2 separate regions of the Homo sapiens genome follow, and region 2 is linked to region 1. A link is an interaction called in ENCODE POLR2A ChIA-PET data of the cell type or tissue named here. Cell type or tissue: GM12878. All regions are shown on one strand. Each heading gives the region's core, and the rest is flanking DNA. Links, peaks and the distances in the headings are about the cores only.

Region 1 (8,344 bases), core at 1-8,000:
AGAGATTTAATGGACTTACAGTTCCACATGGCTGGGGAGGCCTCACAATCATTGCAGAAGGCAAAGGAAGAGCAAAGGCATGCTTTACATGGTGGCAGACAAGAGGGCGTGTGCAGGGGAACTCCCCTTTATAAAATCTTCAGATCTCTTGAGACTTATTCACTATTGCAAGAACAGCACAGGAAGGATCCACCCCCATGATTCAATTACCTTCCACCAGGTCCCTTCCATGACACATGGAAATTATGGGAGCTATAATTCAAGATGAGATTTGGGTAGGGACACAGCCAAATGATAACACCTACTCAGCATGCTATTAATTCATGGAACTAAGGTTTCTTCACCCTGAGTCTGCCTGGCCAGGACTGGAGGAAATCTTGCTAGTCTCCAGTTCTCCAAGCTATTATCAGTTCATTGTATTCCTGGGGTTGCTTTCTGACTGCCTCATGAAAGAAGACCTTCCTTCCCCACTGCCTTCCACTCTGAAGAGCCTTTTGGTCTGGCAAGGAAACCAGTACAGCTAACTTCTCCCTCCCGGGACAGAGGAATAATGAGAGCTTGAGGACATTCATGACAACAGTCATACCCACAAGCTTTCCTTAGTCAAAATTTACATAATCCAGGACAGAATACATATAGAATAATACAACTGTAGGCTTGGAGGAAACCAACAGAAATCACCAAATTTGACATTTTTATTTAGAAGATGAAAAAAACTCAGTCAGAGATAAAACACAAGTATGTACAAGTTCACCAATTAATTAATGGCAAAGCCACGGCTAGATCCCTACTAGAAAGTGCTTTATTATCCTAGTCAATATGACTACCATTTGCATCAAGTTCAGGCCCCAGCTTTTAAGTCTAGTGACTATTTTAAAGAAGACAAGAAATTTTGGTAGCAGTTTCTGGTGTGTGTGTGTGTGTGTGTGTCAAAAGAATTCTTAGAATAGCTCTTAATCTAGAACCCAATCAAAACGGGCATCTTCACACTACCAGAGACAGTATTTGATACAACTTTTCCAAAGGGCAATTTTGTAACAGGCGTCAAAAGATTTAAAAAATGCATATATCACTTTACTCAGCCATTTTTTCTGCTGAGAAGTTATCATAAGAAAATAATGATAGGTGAGCATTAAAGATTTAGTTACAAGGAGTCCACGGCAGTTTTAGTCATAGTGAAATATTGGAATCAAGTTAAACATTGAACAATAAGGATTGCCTAAGTGACTTATGGGACATCCAGACAACAGAATCCATGCAATCTTTTAAAAAATGCTTAAAATCTTTTTAAAAGTCAGGGTTTCCAGGCCGGGAATGGTGGCTCACGCCTGTAATCTCAGAGCTTTGTGAGGCCGAGGTGGGCGGATCACCTGAGGTCTGGAGTTCAAGACCAGCCCGGCCAACACGGTGAAATCCCCGTCTCTACAAAAATACAAAAAAAAAAAAAAAAAAAATTAGCTGGGCTTGGTGGTGGGCGCCTGTAGTCCCAGCTACTTGGGAAGTGCAGGTAGAAGAATCACTTGAACCCAGGAGGCAGAGGTTGCAGTGAGCCAAGATCGTGCCACTGCACTCCAGCCCGGGTGACAGAGCCAGACTCCATCTCAAAAAAAAAAAAAAAAAAAAGTCAGGGTTTCCACAGTGGTGTCTGAAAATTTATTCAATCTAATCTGAAGCCTGGGCCCAGTCTCTCCTAGACATACATATCCAGTGTTCAGTACAGTGCTTGCCACAGGAAAGAGACTTGGTAATACTGAACGAATGAATGTTGATTAGATTTTTAGCATAACACCAGACACACCCTAATAACAAAATCTTACCTGAGTAAGAGGAATTACAGAGATCATGTCAATATAAGCAATTATTTGCAGGTGTGTCAAGTATTTGACTGTTTGAATTACTTCATGTATTCAAAATAGATGTTGATTTTTCATTATTAAAGATACTCAAATTTGTCATTTTTATTAAATATACAAAATATGCAAGCAACATGCAGCTACCTAGGAAAACATTTATTACTAGATAAGCTGAACATTTTCTTGACCATATCACATAATTATATATTTTTAAATTCCCAGATGCCTAGCACTGTGTATCTTTTCAAAAAAGAAAGCCATTCATATAACTGGACACGTTTTTTCATTTTAATGAAATTTTTTGTCTTTGTTGTTTCAGCATCATAAAGATGTGGAAACTCTACCACTGTTCTATTGGTACAGTACTGCCGGGAGTGTAAAATCATACAACCATTTTGGACGTCGATTTGGCAGTATGTATCAAATGTTCATAGCCTTTGACCTTATGATTCTACTTCTTGAAATGTATTCTAAACTCTTACTCAATATTAGAAATAACATTACAAACAAAGATTCCCATCAAAAGTATCCCTTATAATAGTCCCAAATTAAAAAGTACCTTAAAGGGGTAATGATTACTATGAGATACTCTTAAAAGAGGATTTAGGCTGGGCCTAGTGGCTCACTCTTGTAATCCCAGCACTATAGGAGGCCGAGGTGGGCAGATCACTTGCACTCAGGAGTTCCAGACCAACCTGGCCAACATGGTGAAACCCTGTCTCTACTAAAAAATACAAAAACTAGCTGGGCAGGTGGCGCATACCTGTAATCCCAGCTACTTGGGAGGCTGAGGCAGGAGAATTGGTTGAACTTGGGAGGCGGAGGTTGCAGTGAGCCAAGATCACACTACTGCATTCCAGCCTGGGTGACAGAGCCAGACTCCATCTCCAAAAAAAAAAAAAAAAAAAAAAAAAAATCATAAGAAATTATGCTTTGGGAGACTGACAGAACTCCTCAGATCACCTGAGGTCAACATGGGGAAACCCTGTCTCTACTAAAACTACAAAAATTAGTGGGGCCGTGGTGGCGCTTGCCTGTAATCCCAGTTATTCGGGAGCCTGGGAGGCAGAGGTTGCAGTGAGCTGAGATCGTGCCCCTGCACTCAGCCTGGGTGACAGAGTGACTCTGTCTAAAAAAAAAAAAAAAAAAAAAAAGAAAAAAGAAATTATACATATACTATGATCTTAATTAGGTTAAAAACAAAACAAAAGCAAGGCTACCAGTTTTGCATTTGCCATGTCTTGCATTTGCCATTGCATTTGCCATGTTTTTCGTAAGGGGCAGCATATACAGTCTGTTGTGCTATAATGCCAACACACGCATTCTTCAAATCACTATGCTGATAAAAATTCACAGATTAAAAAAACCACAGGACTTAGAGGAAAATAGGATTAGGGTACAACACTTAAAATTTTCTCAGTGGTACATTAAAAAAAATAAAAAGAACCTAAATAACAATGGTAACACAGTTCCATACATGTTGATGGTTAAGAAATCCAGAAATTCTAAAATAAAAATGACACTTTGACTTTGAAAAAGCCCTAGTGTTTTCTCATGGAAGTGGGCATTGGAGGGGTTGCAGTTTGTGAATTATTGTGAAGTGGTGAATGGAAGGTTATCTAAAATCAGATCAGCAAAACATCACACTGTACCCTGTTTATACATTTATACACACAATTAGTATTTGTCAATTAAAAACAAGTTAATAAAAAATAATAATTTTAAAAAGAAAAACATAGTAAAGTAAAATCCAGCTTAAAGCCAGATTTTAGGGGTAAGACTCAGAACACACACAGTGGACCAGGTGCAGTGGCTCACGCCTGTTATACTAACACTTTGGGAGGCTGAGACAGGCAGATCACCTGAGGTCGGAGTTCGAGATCAGCCTGACCAACATGGAGAAACTCCATCTCTACTAAAAATACAAAATTAGCCGGACGTGGTGACACATGCCTATAATCCCAGCTACTCGGGAGGCTGAGGCAGTAGAATCGCTTGAACCCAGGAGGCGGAGGTTGTCGTGAGCCGAGATCACGCCATTGCACTCCAGCCTGGGCAACAAGAGCAAAACTCCATCTCAAAAACAAACAAAAAAAAGAACACACACAGTCAATTGAGGTCTCTGGTAGGCGGTTGGGGCATGTACCTGCATGTGTGTGCTTGTGTATTCCTGTGAGGCTGGGTGCAACTTTCGCTTTTCTGTATTCACTGCCGTTTCTTGTGAATGAAAATGCACATAAGCAAATGCAAAGCTCACATTATGGTCAAATGGTATGCTCAAAGATATTAATATTAATATATTAATTCCATTGGAACAAATTTGCATTTCAATACAAGCATTACAGCAGAACTGACTTAACTTATATGTCTATCATATACATTTATATATGTGCTATATACACATAATAGTAGAAGCTTCTGCAGTGGGTGGATCACCTGAGGTCAGGAGTTGAAGACCAGCCTGGCCAACATGGCAAAACTCTGTCTGTACTAAAAATACAAAAATTAGCTGGGTGTGGTGGCACGCACCTGTAGTCCCAGCTACTCAGGAGGCTGAGGCATGAGAATCACTTGAACCCGGGAGAGAGAGGTTGCAGTGGGCTGAGATCGAGCCACTGCACTCCAGCCTGGGTGATGAAGTGAGACTCTATCTCAAAAAAAAAAAAAAAAACGTAGAAACTTCCTAATTAATAAACTTTAACATAAGCTAATAAAATAATATTTCTAAAGTTGTCTACACACCCAACACTGTCTGAAAACAACTAGCCACACAAATACAGAATAAATAGATGTGAATGTGCTTGTCAATGAGCAGGCAAGCAAGCAATGGACTGAATAAATATTTTTACCATCCAAATAAGTTATGTTATATCAATGTTTTGAGAACTTATCTTAAAAACATGATTTGATGACTAGAATAGCTACAGAACTGTTTTAATAAACTTTGGTCTATCAGATAAGTATTGGGCTAAATGACCCCAAGTTCATTTCCAATGCTAATAATGAGATTTTGTGATAGTGTACTTTTTTCTTAATAACAAGGTACTTTATATTTAGATAAGAATAAATAAACTCAGTTCCCAGGGGGTCGCCCTTTAACTACTGTCTGGGCATTTCTGTGCCAATAGAATGTAACACACAGACTCATACTTTTTTCTTTCCTAAATGTCACCTGAGAACGGTGTGAAATTTTCTTCCTATTTTAAAATTACCTTGACTTAAGCAAACAGACACACAAAAAAAGACTTTCCTGGCAAACAGTTTGACCAATGAACAAATGACAGGAAGTGTTCCTCCTCTTTTTTTTTTCTGATGGATGTTATAAAAGGGGAAACAACTCGTTTGGCAAAGTATAGTACATCATCACTCAAATCTGAGTTCAATAGTTCAAATTTTTAGCGGCCTTGGGGAGGAAGAAAAAGAACTTTCTGTTTTCAAGGAAAATGATTTTGCCTGAGCTTTTAAAACTGAGCTAGCATATTCTATGCAATTCTGATAATAGGCATACATAAAAGTCATATGCCCAAATCAATGTATTGAAGTTGCTTAAATATCCAGTTATTATTTGGTTTTTAAGAACTTCCTGTTTAAAAGGGCAATAATTTTGCCCGAACCTTTACAACTGTGCTAGTATACTATGATAATAGGAATACATAAGTCAGAAGTCCAAATCAATATACTCATGTAGCTATTTAAATGAACTATGCTTTATTTGCTTTTTTATAAATGAAGGAAAAACATGCTTGCATGAATACAGCCAAAATATAATCTGTCCACTGATGTGGTTTGCTAAACGATCAAGGAGTTGCACGTGAAATGAAACATTTAATGCCCAACGTATTTCTAAGATTTCAAAATAATCACGTTTTCATTTGCATAGTACTACTTTCTCATTCATTATATTACTTAATGATTTTCATGCTTTCTTTCCCTGAGAAATCAATCAGTCTATCAGAAATCATATTTAAAATACTATGGTGTCTTTCCGAGTGACTTATTTTTTAGATAATGCTGTAATACAGAGTAACCTCTGGCAGGCAAAGATTCACATTTGCTCTTTGATAATGTGTAAGTAGCCTGCACAGTTCCTGAGACTCAGTCATTTGTTAATTTTGTAGAGGCAGATAGTTTAAATTCCTGTGAAGATGTTACAGCCATTCATTCTCCAGATATGAGAGAAAAATGCAACTTTGTGAACAAAATTATAGTGGTAACTGAAAGGCAATAAATTGTGGGTATGAGGAAATCCACTGGAAATCCACGGCCATAGAAAGGCATGAGACGCGGGAGACGTAGAGAAGATACAAACATTTCGGCATCTGTGAATTTTAGGACTCACAGAAGTCTTCAGAGTTATTCCTTGAAAAAATCTGACTCGACCACTAAGAAAATTTGAAACTGCCGTTAAATCACATTCCCCTTCATGTTGGCCTCTTTGCCCTTTTATTGGTGGGCCTCTGAAGCATTTGATGAGGGCTACTTTCTCTTTTCTCTTCCCCTTTTGGTTTTCTATTTTCTCCTCTGCTGCAGTTGTGTGGAGTTTCTGGTCATGCAATGAAATATTCTAAATTTTGTTACATATATGCAGAGAGTCACAAGGAGTCTGGCTTTATTTTAATCAGGATATTAGAAAAGTGAAGATCTCAGGCACGTATTTGTTTAAACTTAAGCCACCAGCTTTTACATTCTCCAGTTTTCTGGGCTCCTCATACTCTCAATTTCTCTTCTCCCTCATCCCCTCCAGAAAAATGCCCCTTAACACGTCACCATGCTGCTAAAGGCCTACCCTTAGATTTTTTTATCAAACTGGAAAAGAAACTCATGGTGAAATACATTAATTATTTGCAATATCCCAATATTAAATCTAAAGAGATGACATGAACATAGTTGTTGAACTTTACATAGTCACTCCACTTATTTTAAATAACATTCAGCTTGAAATTTTCTCTATTTCTTTTCTCTACGAACCTCTATGAGTTGGAGAGAAATATTCGCTGTGAACTAAATGAGAAATTGAACACTACAACGGTATTTGGCTTAGTTTGGTTTTGTTTTGCCATGAGCAGTACATTTGTGAGTCAGACAATAAAGCAATAATACATTGGTTTGGTTTTCTCACTCCTGAGGGTTTTTGCTTTGCTTCGTTTTTGAGGATTTCTCACCATTACCATGATTTCCAGAGAAGAAAAAGGAAAGTATTGAATGCAAAGCAAAGAGTACCTGGATTTTATGTGCTATCTGGTATTCATAGTGAACACATAAAAATATGTCACTGATGGAAGAATAGCCAATGGTTAAAACTTTTTAAAAGCCTTCAATGTTAATGAGGAAAAACCATAAGGTATTTAAATTTCTTCATTCTCTGATGAAATCTTCAAGCAAGTATTCAAAAAATGGAGATTCTTAAAGCAAGTTTGTCTTTATTTTCATACTTGCAATGGAGCTTAGAATAGACTGGTACAAGTGCTGCCTTGAAGAAGAACCACTATGCTTTTACCAAAATGTTCACGAAAATTAAACAGGCATTTCAGTTGCTACATGGCTACGTGTGTTTAATCATTAAGGATGGAAACCATAAGCATTCATCCAAAGAGCACAACCTGCAATTTCCAAAAAAAAAAAAGAAGAAAGAGAGAGAGAGGAAGGAAGGAAGGAAGGAAGGGAGAGACGGAGGGAGGGAGGGAGGCAAAGAAGGAAGGAAGGAAAAAAGGAAGGAAGGAAAGAAGGAAGGAAGGAAAGAAGGAAGGAAGGAAAGAAGGAAGGAAGGAGGGAAGGAAGGAAGAAAGGAAGGATTGATTTGGCTAAAACTCTCTGATTAAAAAAACAATTAATCATGCCACTATACATAAGCAAACACATAAACACAGAAACCAGGGCATATAGGTGCAGTAACCAGGAAAAAATACAGTAAGCACATTCTAAACCCTCTTTTCATCTCAGGAAGTTTTATTCACGTGGATAACTAGTCATAATCATCACAAAGCAAGTATGAGGATCCCATTGGGTGACTCAAGTCCAGGAAAGATAGGGAAGGTGGCAAAGATTACACAGATACACTGGTGAAGTTCATTACATTCCTGTGTCTTCTGACACATTTCCATTTACTCATCACCCCATGCCATGTGGCTTCTGTCACACCGCAAAAGCCCACCTGGCTTCAAGGTCACCAATGACTTCTTAACTCACAAGGCAAATAATAAAACCTGTATTCATCCTTTCTGTAGTATTTGATACCACGGACCTTGAAACCATCCTCCCATCCTCATTACCAGCATTTATTGTGGAAATGTAAGTTAGAGCAAAACTTTGAAAGAACTATACCATGAACAACCATTTAGCCGCCAATTACAATCTAAATACTCATTTTTCTGTGCTTTTTTTTTTTTTTTTTTTTTTTTTTTTTTTGAGACAGAGTCTTGCTCTGTCGCCCAGGCTGGAGTGCAGTGGTGCAATCTCAGCTCACTGCAACCTCTGCCTCCCGGGTTCAAGCG
Region 2 (8,344 bases), core at 143-8,142, 69 kb before region 1:
CATGGCAAGAAGGTAGTTCCTGTGGGTCCTCGATGGTGTGTGTCTGGGAGCAGGGGAAACTGCTGGGAACTCTCTGTGCTGTCAGCTCGCCATCCCTTGGGCCGAGCCCACTCACATCAATATTTCTTTTCCTGCTGTTGTTATGTGGGACCCCTCTGAAAACGTGACTTATAAGGATGGAAAGAAAACTCCCTTTACTTGTTGTTTGAATTGGCTTCTGTGGGAGAGGAAGACTTATATTTTTGAAGCAGCTCCCACACCAACCGAATCTGGATATGCAATTCTAAGAACCAAATCATCATCAAGATAAGCTAAACATCAGGGTTAGAGCCCAGGACACTGACCAGCGCCATTGATAGCAGACTCCTTTTAAAACTTTTAACGACCAGGTAAAGAAGAAAGAGAAAAAAAAATTGATTCTTATTCTCACTAGTCTTTATGACACAATATGTACCAAAGCTTACTTCAAGAAAACAGCACAGGGTTCCCTGGACTCCAGAGGAGGAGAGAAAACTCAAGGACTCTTGATCGTTAATTTTGGGGAACCTCATGAAAAGATAACGAATCCATCTGTAGTCAGGTCAGATCAAAGAGTCCTCCTGGAAGACAAGGGGCGAGAGTGTTTTGGGCTCATAAATTCAAGTAAGAATCCTTTATGTTTCTGTTGGATCTTAGAGTTTCCCAAGCAATTCCACACATTTTCTCTTTCATTGACTCTTAGAAACAGTAAAAATAAACCAGTAACTTACAAGGCTCATTGCTTCAACCCCTGATCCCCCTTTCTATGTTAACTTCATTGAGGGAACTCATGTATTCATAAGATGTAAAATACCATTTCTAACACGGTAGGCATTGTCCCAAATTCTGTTTTAAAGTGGTTTCTGTCTCCTAGGAGCCGGTGTGCTTCTATCAATGTCCTATCAAAGTATCAAATAATATCCAAAGAAATAACTTTACAACACTGAAAACTAAAATTCACAAACAACCTAATTATGTCAGAATCTGTAAGATGATCAGAGCCTCAGAAACCACCTGGGAAAGGTAGGAATATGTTGTACTTCCCCACCGTGGGGCCATCTCTGGACTTCCGACATTCTTTGTGTACCAAGCAAAAAGTAATATTTCCTACTTTGAGGGTAAGCATCTCTTTAATTTTTTTTTTTTTTTTAGCCTAAGTGCCAATCTTGCCTCACCCTGGTCCTGGCCCTGGCAGAGATCCACAATTTGAAAATACTAGCAAGTTTTTAGAGTTTGAGAAAAAAGGAAGTACTTCCTGGCATTTAAACAGAAAGAGAAACAAATAACATGACACCTAGGCTACTGACAAATGAAGGAGGAGACGGGGGAGTTGGGCTTTAGCCTTCAGTAATAAGTGCCCAAAGTGGAGAAGAGCTTAAAGGGAAAAAGACCTTTATGCTCAGCTAAGTTTTATTTCATTTGATGACATATGAAAATGACATTTTCAGATATGCAATGGTTTAAAAAACTTAACACCCATGTAACCCTGGGAAACAAACAAACTCGAAGGTTCATTTCAACTGAACAATAAATAGAGAAAAATTAAAAGCACAAGAATGAAAAAGTGAGTGTATTTCAGTAAAATGAGGGGCCATGTAAAATCAGTCAAAATAGAAATGTCTTAAAGAATTATTCTTAATGTGTCCATAAAAATGATGACAAATACACAGCAGAAATAAAATGTAATTAAGTTAGTTAGGATCTAAAGCCTGATCGATATTTACAAGCCCTTAGAAGTGTGTGTGTATTTGTGTGCGAGAGAGAGACAGAGAGAGATTGATAGGTTACAAGGAGACAGAGAAGAGAGCAAGAAGATAGAAGAAAAAAAGAGAAGAATCTAGAATCTACCAGAGATAGGAAAGTGCAAGGACTGTATTCTTCCAAGCAGCACCACTAAAAATTAGAACTGGAAAGAACCTTAGAAATCCCCTAATCCAGCTGCTTCATTTCACAGATGTTGAAAGGTTTGAGAAGGGGCTTGTCCTAAGTCATTCAGCCGAAAGAACACAAAAAGCCAGGCTTAGATTCTGAGTCTTCTGATGCTTGGCTCACTGTTCTTTCTATGTTACATTATTCTGCCTGAATTCTAGAAATATAATGTGCCCAGGGCTTGATTATCTGAAAAACAAAATTCATCTTGGGGGCTGGGGGTGGAATTCCCTCGTAGTGCTTCTGAACTGTGAAAGTTACATTAAATGTTGAGTCCTGATTAAAGGGAGAACTGGCTTTTCTTCAGCCTACCTGGTTCTCAGGTCAGCATCTAGAAGGGGAGAATGGAATTCTTATTCAAAGTGGGGAGAGCCTGGGCCAAGGGCAGGCCCCTCTCCTGGCTCTGTGGTGGCTGCCACAGCAAACCCCACATCTAGGCTGATCTGCGCTCTTGACAGGAGTTTTATAAATGATTAGTCTGAGAGCTGTGCTATCGGCTTTTGTGCAACTGCAGGCAGCTGCTTCGGAACAGAGAGCTCTCATCAGCCAGGAATTATCGAGTCTTTGCATATGTGCAGCTGGAGATAAGGGGGGAAAACGTGTTTTTCCTTGCTTGCAAATCAACAATCTAAGGAGAGTGGGGAAGCTGAGAGAGAAACATGATGAGGATAAATCAAAATTTTAGAAAGGTTCTTCGTCATATTTTGGCGATGGTGGTTTTTTTTGTTGTTGGTTGTTTGTTCATTCGCTATTTTTCTGTCAGTTTATTTTATTCTACTAGTTAGATTCTGGACACACGGTAGGTGCTAAATCAATATGTCTTTTAAGTTTGAACCAGGAGAAGTGACTTGCAGCTATGATTTTGGCAGGAGTCTGGGGTCTTGAACTGCTAGGATATTCTTTCTAAAATTTGCCATCCTCACCCTGTGTGAATATCTCAGTGTCCTTGATTTTTTTTTTTTTTTATACGAAGTCTTGCTCTGTGACCCAGGCTGGAGTGCAGTGGCGAGATCTTGGCTCACTGCAACCTCCACTTCCCAGGTTCAAGTGAGTCTCCTGCCTCAGCCTCCCGCGTAGCTGGGATTACAGGCACCCACCACCATGTCCTTGATTTTGAACAGGAGAAAAGGAGAAACATTTTGTCTCATACAGATCAAAACAAACTTCCAAAATAATCTCTTATTAATCACTCTTATGATATAAAACCTCCAAAATAATAATGTCATCATGAAATGAGGCATGCAGACAAAACAAACTTTGGGAAAGCCATCCCGGAGTTGGCATTTTACATAGCCTCTTAGTGCAGCTGTACCACGTACCACTACGAAGAAGTAAAACCATCCATCCAATAGGGACACAGGTAAGAAGGGCTCTGACTTTAAGTCCCACAATTTGGTAGTTCCCACAAATTGCATACACACACAAATTTATTACAGAAACCGTCACTCCAGCATCAGCATAGTGCAACCAGAAACCCTAAATATCCACTCTCATATTTAAATCCCAGGGAAATGCTTCTGCAAACCTCTTGCCCTGTGTCTTTAAAACAAAAGGGCCAAATGCTGAGAACATACAGGGGTTGTGTTGCAGCAGATAGACACTGCTTCAAGTTAGGGGAAGGATTTGGGTGAGGGAAGTAGTTAGCTAAGAGAAAAAAAATCAAATTAAGTAGCTTATCCAGTGCTTCCTATCAGAGAGCATGAAATAGCCTCTTGAAGTAAAAGTATCATTTCCTGGTATTACTGAGTGCTCATTTCTCTGCTTCTCCTCCTAATCCAGTTCACGGTCCTGAAGATATTAACACATTATGGAGGTAATCACAACATTCGCACGTGGAGGTGGAGGGGCATATTTTATAATGAAGCAACTGATGCCACTCTGACATGTATAAATATGTAGGTCTAGATGAAACAGCTGAAGCATGGTACTGATTCTTTCTAGTGGCAACTAGATGGATGTTAAAAGCTAGAATGGAGAACAGTTCTAACTTTATAAATATGTTTGAGATTTAATTACAATTTAAAAATTAGGAAGTCAATTTAAAATAATTTTTATTTCAACATTTTATATTTATTAATTAGAATCTATATTTTGTCTTTGAATTTTGATAGATAACTTGGAATATTTTAGAAATAAAGACAACTTTTAAATACACGTGGAAATAATTTTCATTTCTTAAATTTTACATTTACTTTAATTCATATTTTGGATCAAAATATATTCAAATTTGTACACTTGCACTTCAAAAATCCTTTAGATCAGAGGTCATCAAGCTATGGCCCACAGGCCAACACCAGCTAGTTTTTTAAACTGCATGATCCCTGAGGTCAGGAGATCGAGACCATCCTGGCTAACAAGGTGAAACCCCGTCTCTACTAAAAATACAAAAAATTAGCCGGGCGCGGTGGCGGGCGCCTGTAGTCCCAGCTACTGGGGAGGCTGAGGCAGGAGAATGGCGTGAACCCGGGAAGCGGAGCTTGCAGTGAGCCGAGATTGCGCCACTGCAGTCCGCAGTCCGGCCTGGGCGACAGAGCGAGACTCCGTCTCAAAAAAAAAAAAAAAAAAAAAACTGCATGATCCCATTTATATGACACATTCAGAATAAGCAAATCTATAGTGACAGAAAGCAGATTAGTTGTTGCCAAGGGCTGAGGGGTGTGGGGAATAGGAGTGAGTGCTTAACAGGCATGACGTTTCCTTTTGACGAGATGAAAGTGCTCTGGGATTGGATAGCAGTGGTGGTCAGCTATTTTTGTCAATAAAGTTTTATTGAAACATAGCCATGTCCATTTGCAAATGTATCCTCTCGGCAGCTTTTGAACCACAAACACTGGACTGGGTACTTGTGACAGAGATCACGTGGCCTGCAAAATATTCATTATCTGGACCTTTTCATAAAACATTTTTCACCTCCTGCTTTAGACCATTGCTGTCAGTAGAATAAAATTAGTATTCAAAATCTTGATTGTAGCATAATTAGTATTTTGTTGAAATTAAGGGATAAAAAAATAAATTGTACTGCGTAAGTATGTAGTAGTTCATGATCTGCGTATGTCTTTGTTTTATTACTCATCCCAACATTGCTGGCCCATCAACAGAATGCCCAAATGAGCAATAATAATTAAATTGAGTCATTTTTGGTCATTTGCCAACTTTCAGACATAGAAAAATAATAGATTTATATATTTTTTCTGTTTTGTTGTTAGGAGGGAATATTTGTCAAAATAGGAGAATAGGATGTATTTCATGTAACAGTTTATTAGCTTGATTCATAACTTTTTAAATGTTCAGACATAGGGTATGCGGGCCTTCATTCAGGGACCTGAAATGTAAAGGGTGGGCCAGAAGAAAACACACCAGGACTTAGAGCTAAGTCATGGTGAAGGAAAACAAGGCCGGCAGACAGGCTGTCCATTCCAAAAAAGCCTGGGGCTGTCAGGAGCTAAACTTTCCAGATGAGGCACTTCACGCGGACTAGGTGGCTCCACCGCAGCAGAAATGCTGCAGACGCCTCACATCTGTGTGACGGAACAGAAATCCCTCTTCTTTCAGCACAGGAAAACGAAACATGCTAGGCTCTGGGGGGAGCAGCCCATTTGGAAAATAGCAGCTTTCCAAATGGGCTTTTAAAAAAATTAAACTTCAACAACATTCAAAAAATTCTACATGCAAAAAAGGTTCATTACAGAAAACTTAGAAAATTCCCAGAGAAGCACAAAATTCTAGAAAGTAAAATTACTCAACCACCGCTCCGATATAGCATTTAAAAATACATCCATGCAGATCTCATTCTATGCAGAGCTTTATGTTAATAACTTATTTATAAAATTCAATTATATTGTGCACACACTATTCTAAACTGCCTTTTGCACTCTGGAATAAATAGAAACACCATTCTTGTCATTAATTACACATCTACTTCGTTTTAAATTGCTGCGCAGTATCCTATTTTATGAAATGCCATAAAGTGTTTAGTGAATCCCTTATTATTGGATACGTGGGTTGTTTCTAAAGTCAAACATTTTCATTCACATGTTTAATTGTTTCCTCGAAGTAGAAATGAAGGCATGAGTATTTTAAAAGCTTTGGAGCCATACTGTAAAACTTCTATGAAGGTATTTATATTTTGTCTTTGAATCTTAATATATTATTTAAAATATTTTGGTTCCATTTCAGTATATTAAAGTATATATTTTCTCATACACTCCTTAACACTTTGTATTATATTTAAATTGCTTCTAGTAAGCATAGGGAAATGATTTTTTAATATTTTAATACTTATGTTTTCAATTAGACCATTTCCCAGATGTTTATCAAGATTATGATTTTCAAAGACATTTTTTGGTTATGTATGTTTTGTCTATTTTTTTCTAATGGGATTTTTTTTCTTAGATTTCAAATATTTTCTTTACATTAATGATATTTATCCCTTGTCTTTTAGGTAGCAAACATCCAGTTTATCCTTTCTTGTTTCTTTTTTTATTTATAGTGGTTTTTAAAAAATAGTTTTAAATCCATCAATGTTTTTCTTTATGACTTTTGCTTTTCCTTTATGATGTTTCCTAAGAAAGGCCTTTCTAATCTTAACATTAAATAAATAAATATCCATCTTTGACTTGTATTTTATTTATTTTTAAATTCAGTTTAAATCATGGTTAAAGTCAAATTTGAAATATATATATTTTAAAATTATGAACAAGTACCTGTCCTTTTATCCAGTACTGACACGCCACCTACATCATATACTAAGTTGCTATGTATCCTTCATTTTGTGTTTGGAGTTTTGATACTGTTCTATGCTTGTCCTGGCATTAGTAGAGCACTCTTTTAATTATTGCAATTTGGCTGGGTGTGATGGCCCATGCCTGTAATCCCAGCACTTTGAGAGGACAAGGAGGGTGGATCATGGGAGGTCAGGTGTTTATAGGTATGGCGTTTCCTTTTGAGGAAACGTTGCCAGAGACGAGGAGAGGGTAAGACTACAAAGTGATAGCATGAGATTAAAGTGATGAAACTGTTTTATATTCAGATGGTGGTGTTGGTTATGCAAATCAGTACACATACTGGATTTCATAGAGTTGTCTTCCAGAAATGTCAGTTTTGCTAAATGTTAATTTAAATATAAAACAAAATAAGAATTTTACTGAGGAACATAAAAGAAAATTTATATCAATAAAAGCCATATAATTTTCCTAGATTAATGAACTATATGTACTAAAAAGTCATCTCTTCCTAAACTAGTACTTACATTTTATGAAATGCCAATTCAAATGGAAATGAAGAGGGAAAGGGGATTTAATTAAAATATTGTATAATTCTTCAATGTATTTGGAAGAAAATACATTCAATAAAAAATGTTCTAGAATAGGAAATTTCACATTAGATCTGAGACATATAAAATTGCAATAACATATATTTTCTGAGACGAGTTTCCCTCTTTTGCCCAGGCTGGAGTGCAGGGCACTATCTTGGCTCACTGCAACTTCCACCTCTTGGGTTCAGGCGATTCTCCCGCCTCAGCTTCCCGAGTAGCTGGCATAACAGGCATGTGCCATCATACCTGGCTAATTTTTGTATTTTTAGTAGAGATGGGTTTTCACCATGTTGGCCAGGCTGTTCTTGAACTCGTGACCTCAGGTGATCTGCCTGCCTTCGCCTCCCAAAGTGCTGGGATTACAGGCATGAGCCACTGTGTCCAACCAGTTTGTTTCAGTTTTTTTTTTTTTTTTTTTTTTGCTGAATAGTATTCTATTGCCTACATGCACCACGATTTGTTTATCCATTTAACTGCTGGAGGACATCGTGGTCAGTAACAGTTTTCAATGTTTATGACTAGAACTGTTATTAACATTTTGCAGAGGTTGTATGTGAATACAAGTTTTACCATAGGCTAAATAGTAAGGAGCAAAATTGCTGGGTCATTTAACAAGTATATGTGTAACTTTATAAGTAACTGCCAAACTGTTTTAAAAAGTGTCTCCCATTTCTCATTTCCCAAAAGCAATGTATGAGGGTTTCTTTTGCTCCACATCCTTGTCAGCACTTAATGTTATCAGTTTTTAAAAATAATTTTAGCCATTCTAATAGTTGTGTGGTGGTATCACATGGTGGTTTTAATTTACCTTTTCCTATTGATGAATGATGTTGAACGTCTTTTTATGTGTTTAATTGCCTCCTTATTGAAATGTTTATTACAGTTTTTTGCCCATTTTTACATGGGGCTGTTTATTTTCTTACTGCTGAGTTTTAAAAGTTCTTTATATATTCACGGGCCTGGCGTGTTGGCTCACACCTGTAATCCCAGCAGTTTGGAAGGCCGAAGCGGGCGAATCACGAGGTCAGGAGTTTGAGACCAGCCTGGCCAACATGGAGAAAGCCCGTTGCTACTAAAAATACA

The links. Peaks named below come from ENCODE experiments on the same cell type or tissue, not always from the same donor. Only the 100,000 strongest peaks of a DNase experiment are listed, where the experiment ranks them.
Region 2: POLR2A ChIA-PET joins it to region 1 with 5 read pairs; 3 of 35 experiments call an interaction of 5 or more read pairs at or near these places.

The regions. Positions count from the first base shown.
Region 1 is chr17:13,576,960-13,585,303 of GRCh38, forward strand. The region is part of intron 1 of HS3ST3A1 (heparan sulfate-glucosamine 3-sulfotransferase 3A1); the gene reads right to left. Among named protein-coding and RNA genes, the nearest start is that of HS3ST3A1, 21 kb to the right of the region's middle. RefSeq lists silencers at 5,000-5,200, 7,120-7,320. In GM12878, for the core only: no CTCF peak of the experiment used is centred there; no DNase peak of the experiment used is centred there.
Region 2 is chr17:13,507,812-13,516,155 of GRCh38, forward strand. The region is part of intron 1 of HS3ST3A1 (heparan sulfate-glucosamine 3-sulfotransferase 3A1); the gene reads right to left. Among named protein-coding and RNA genes, the nearest start is that of MIR548H3, 32 kb to the right of the region's middle. In GM12878, for the core only: no CTCF peak of the experiment used is centred there; no DNase peak of the experiment used is centred there; H3K4me3 peaks cover 612 bases; H3K27ac peaks cover 624 bases.